2 separate regions of the Homo sapiens genome follow, and region 1 is linked to region 2. Evidence: read pairs that join two places in POLR2A ChIA-PET (ENCODE). Cell type or tissue: A673. All regions are shown on one strand.

Evidence for each region. ChIA-PET counts read pairs that join two places held together with the same protein. Peaks named below come from ENCODE experiments on the same cell type or tissue, not always from the same donor. Only the 100,000 strongest peaks of a DNase experiment are listed, where the experiment ranks them.
Region 1: POLR2A ChIA-PET joins it to region 2 with 11 read pairs; 2 of 35 experiments call an interaction of 5 or more read pairs at or near these places.

The regions. Positions count from the first base shown.
Region 1 is chr12:117,260,471-117,262,970 of GRCh38, forward strand. NOS1 (nitric oxide synthase 1) reads right to left here. Exons shown (of 29, transcript NM_000620.5): 14 at 1-139. Among named protein-coding and RNA genes, the nearest start is that of FBXO21, 71 kb to the left of the region's middle. In A673, no CTCF peak of the experiment used is centred here; a DNase peak (open chromatin) is centred at 971.
Region 2 is chr12:117,466,039-117,468,538 of GRCh38, forward strand. KSR2 (kinase suppressor of ras 2) reads right to left here. Exons shown (of 20, transcript NM_173598.6): 20 at 1-1,167. The coding sequence ends at 1,161. Among named protein-coding and RNA genes, the nearest start is that of NOS1, 110 kb to the left of the region's middle. In A673, no CTCF peak of the experiment used is centred here; no DNase peak of the experiment used is centred here; H3K27me3 peaks cover 1,568 bases.

The DNA of each region.
Region 1 (2,500 bases), 210 kb before region 2:
ATCAAAGGCGTGTTTGAAGATCTCACACAAGGTCTTGGCATAAGCTTGCGATTTGCCTGTCTCTGTGGCATAGAGGATGGTCGCTTTCACCCTCTTGGCCATAGCCTGCCCCATCAGCTTGGCCGAGAACTTGACAGCTCTGGAGGGAAGAGGATGGAGATGAAAAATGGGCAACAGAAAAGGGGAGAGAAGATGCTGGATTGGGACTTTCGTGCAAGAACCAGGATCCATGAAATATAACAGAAGAGAACTCTCTTGATCTTTGATGGCTTCAGGGGTTTCCTCAGAGGCACTTGAAGTCTTTGTGTTTAAGCACCGTATTATTAAAGTATTATTAAATCCTTTATTTTATTTTATTTTTTAACTTCTCTAGAGATAATGCTGGATATTAAATCCTTTATTAAATCCCACCAGAGGCCGGGTGTGGTAGCTCATGCTTATAATCCCAGCACTTTGGGAGGCCGAGGCAGGTGGATTGCCTGAGCTCAGGAATTTGCCACCAGCCTGGGCAACAAGGTGAAACTCCGTCTCTACTAAAATACAAAAAAATTAGCCGGGAGTGGCAGCGTGCGCCTGTAGTCCCAGCTACTTGGGAGGCTAAGGCAAGAGAATTGCTTGAACCCAGGAGGTGGAGGTTGCAGTGAGCCGAGATCGCACCACTGGGCACCACTGCACTCCAGCCTGGGCGACAGAGTGAGACTCTGCCTCAAAAAAAAAAAAAAAAAAAAAAAAAAATCCCACCAGAGCAATTAGTCATGAATTAAAAGGAGTAGTTAGTTTTGTTAGCTTGTTACTTGATTGATCCCAGGCTTAAGAACCTTGGTTTGCCAAGCATTGCCTCAAAAGATGATCGTTCATCCATTTCCTCTCTCTTTCATTCATCAAATATTTATTAAGTGCTTAACTATGTGTCAGTATTGTTATAGGAAATGGAGACCACAGAGAACATAGCTATGGAATGCAGCTGTCATAGGGCTCATATTCTAATGTGTGTGTGTATGCACATGTGTGAATGAGAGAAAGAGAGAGAGAAATGAATCACGAATTAGTCACCAGGCATTGAGTTTGATGGGATTTAGAGGTTTATTGGTCCACAAGGGAAGGACCAGGTCTGATTTATTCAGCAATGCATGTCAAGGGTCTTGCACAGAGCCTGATACCCAACAGGCACTAAATAAATATCTATCAAAAGAAGTTATGGGATGGGCATAGTGGCTCATGCCTGTGATCCTGGCACTTTGGGAGGCTGAGGCGGGAGGATCACTTGAGGCCAAGGGTTTGAAACCAGCTTGGTCAACAGAGTGAGACTTTGTCTCTACAAAAAAGAAATAAAAGAAGTTATGAATTTTAAAAGATGCTGCCACTGAGACCCTGGGAAGTCTGAACATCAAATCCAGCCTCTTTCTAACTAAACAGAGAAGCCCAAACCAGTGTCTCTTCCTTCTGCTCTACTGGGCAGGGCGAGTTCCAGGGGCACTAGCAGACAGGCCAGAGGCTCAGAAATACCCAGGCTCGACTCCTTAACAAGCCTCCCTGTTGTAACTAGAAATCTCAGTGCAGACAAATCGCTAACTTCCCCCCACCTGGGATTATCGGCGTTAAGTTCATTATTTTTTAGAATCAGGGAAACCGCCCACGATGCAGGAAGACTTAGCTAAGGGGAAGAAACAGAAAGGAATAAAAGGTACCTGGAGGGTTCCCTTTGAATAATTTGAGCATAAAGATGCATCTATAATTAATTCCCATTGTTACTACCCAAAACTTAATAGTGTAATTAATGTTTTAGATTTCTCCCTCCCCTTTCCCCCCAGAGACAGTGGAGCTGAACTGAAGCCAACAATTGCCCTCCCTGAGAATATCTGAGATATTCTTGTTAGGGAAATGGTGGCTGCTGATGTGTTCTTGCTTGGCTGGGGGATGGGATTAGGGTGGAAGGAGAGAGAGGGAGGGAGGGAGGGAGAGAGAGAGAGAGAGAGACAGAGAGAGGAGAGGGAGGGAGGGAGAGAAAGGGGGAGGGGGAGAGAGAGAGAGAGAGAAGAGAGAGGAGAGAGAGAGAGAGAGAGATTGATTGATTCTATGGGCTCTATTAATGGAGCCAGGACCTAGGTTTGGGTCCCTGCAAGACCCACCAGTGTCTTGTCTCTGGGGCCCATGGCTTAGATGACACCTGTTGTACAACTAGTTATCATACATAGAGAATTCTGGACCTGAGGGAGCTGAGGAAACAGAGTAGTGTCTTCTGACAAAAAGTTAGCTCCAAACAGTGGTCTTTGGTAAGTGGATCAGTGGGGTTCTCTTTTTTTTGGGGCAGAAGGCTGGCATCCCCGTTAAATCAACTTAGTTAACCCCATCCTACTTGTCAGCTGGTCCTCTGGCTGGTCAGGCATTCTTCAGGAAAATCACTCCTCAGTAGTCTCAGGCCATAACCCCCTTCCTTCCCCTCTTTGCTTAAACTTTCTTAATCTCATTCTTTAGCTCAATTGTCACCTCCTCCAGGAAG
Region 2 (2,500 bases):
CGATGGGGAAGCTACTTGAGGACCCCGCACCAGGCTAGAGCAAAGAACGCAGAAGTGTAACAAACATCCTCCCTTTGTGCTCCCCCAACAGGACTCCTCAAGGGTGACAGGCAGGGAAATCTTTTGCAAACGTGTTATCATAGGTACAGCCACATAACCCAACATGGACGTACCCCAAGAACCCGCATCCACCTTGGTGGGGGAATAAGCTTCACTGGTGTGAGTAGCAGAGAAGAGGGAAGAAAAGGAATGTCCTAGAACTCCCTGCCCAGAGCCCTGATTCTCAGGGACCAGACTTCAGGGGGTGCCCTGAATGACGGTGAGCTCTAAGGAGCCCCTCAGAAGTCATCTTGGCTTTCCAAATGGCAAGGAGGTGCGGGCAGTGAGGTGAAAAGGGATGCTACTCTCAGAGAACAGGAGAAAACAGCAGAAATGGGGGAATAGGTCCCCCAGAGAGACCCAGAACTCAAAAGACGTTCTAACTTTCCTACTGTACTTCAGAGCTCTATGCAAAGGTGCCACACGCCATGACAGGCTCGGGTTGGGGTGTCTGAAAACAGATATTTCCAAAGGAACGAGCTTAGCCACTCCCGACCTTCCCTGCTCGATCTTGGCTCAGTAGCCTTGACTAAGCTGCCACTCGGCTCTGTACCCTCCTCTTAGCTTCCCAGATGGTACAGCTGGAACCTACCACATACAGACAGAACTGAGGAGTGCCCCGTCATTGGGACAGTCTGGCTCTTGCTTGTCAAGGGGAAACAAGAGTGAACAACGTCAAACACACAGACACACACACACATAGCCCCGTCTGTGAGCCCCCCCACGTGGGGTCTCCTGTCCTAGTCCCATAGCCCAAAGGCACCACGTGCAGCCTGCAGTGCTCTCATTAGTGCTGTCCCCTGGGCCGCACTGATCAATAACGCATCACCCTGGCTGGTCCGGTTCAGTCCTAGCTCGGGGGTCCCCAACCCTGCCCGAGGAAAAGGGCTCAAGTCTGAGGTGCAGGGAGGCCGCCGAGCAGTTGTCCAGTGCTCCCAGGTCGGTCGGGGTTGGTACCCTCTGATGCTGAGTCTCTGGCCTCCTGAGCTGGCAGAGGACAGAGTAGGGAGGGAGAGGTGACGGGAGCCCAGGCAGCTGGGCGCCGTCCCGATGTCCAAAGGTCACAGCCTGGAGTGGGGAGAGAAGGGAGAGAGTGGTGAGAGGTCACAAGGACATGATGATGTCATCCGTTGTGAATGACACCCTCTCAGTGGGCCAGGTGGCTTGAGATGAACTGTTCCTGTCTTCTGCAAGAAGACATGGAAGAGATTTCTGTTAACTGAGTTCTTACTATATGCTGGGCTCTGCCACACACCTGATCCCATTTAAGCCTGAGATGAGCCTGCAATATAGGCTACTAATATTTTCAAAGATGAAAATAATCAGAGACGAACTTCTACGACAGAATCATACAATTTCACAGATGAAAACACTGAGGCTTCGGGAGGTTAAGTGTTTTGCCAAAGGGCACACTGCCAGGAAGCAGCAGGGTCAGGATTTGAACCCAGAACTTTTCCCACTTGGGCATGGACTAGGAATGGTCATCTAGTGTATGGGGCTGGGATAAAGCTCTGTAACAGCTAGAGAGGCAGGAAGAGGGGGTGGGACTGGGATCCACACTGCAGCCTCCTGCTATGAGCAGACTTTGATGTCCACTGCAGCAAAAGGAACTCATTTATTTTGTTGACTGCTGTATTCTCACTCTTAGAACAGTGTCTAGCACATAAAAGATGTTCAGTACACATAGGCTGAATAAAAAAAAAAAATGAATGAATGGAAGAGGGAATGAATGGAAAATTCCACTGAACCCAGCATCCTATTCTGCTAGACCACAGTCCTGTGTTTTTTTTTTTTTTTTCCAGCCCAACTCCACAATAAAATATAGAAAGAGAAGCCTCCTGCCTTTCCCTCCAACCAGTAAGCTTTAAGTCCCTCTCTTCAGTTGAACTGCTAGGTCCTGCCTGGAGCTCCAACACTAATTCTCTAACTTGCCAGCACTCCTTTAGCTGGGCAGAGTTTTTGCTTGTTAAAGCTTCCTTCTGTCTGTTTTCATATCCAATCCATTGTAAATCCTGCCAGGCTGCCACAATAGGGCTCGGTCTCCCTCTTGGCAGATGACAGCAGCTGAGCTACAGTGAGTACCTGCTATGTTGAGAGGCACCTGCTAACCAGGTGCTCTACACGTGGCCACATGGGACTTGCACAGCATTTCTGCTAGAGCAGTTTCACTGCCCTCACCTTTCAGAGCATGAAACTGTAGCTCAGAGAGGCCAAGTGATGTGCCCCAGGCCACACAGCTATTACGTAGTGGAGTGGCAATTTCAATCTATGTCTGTCTGTAAAGTTTATGCTCCTTCCAATGGTCTGGGGAAGGATAAGCCCCTGGGGAAAGAAGAGATTCCATCCTTCAGGTTCAGCAAGCTCAAATGGCAGGGGAAGGGAGTAAAAAAAGAGCCTCCTA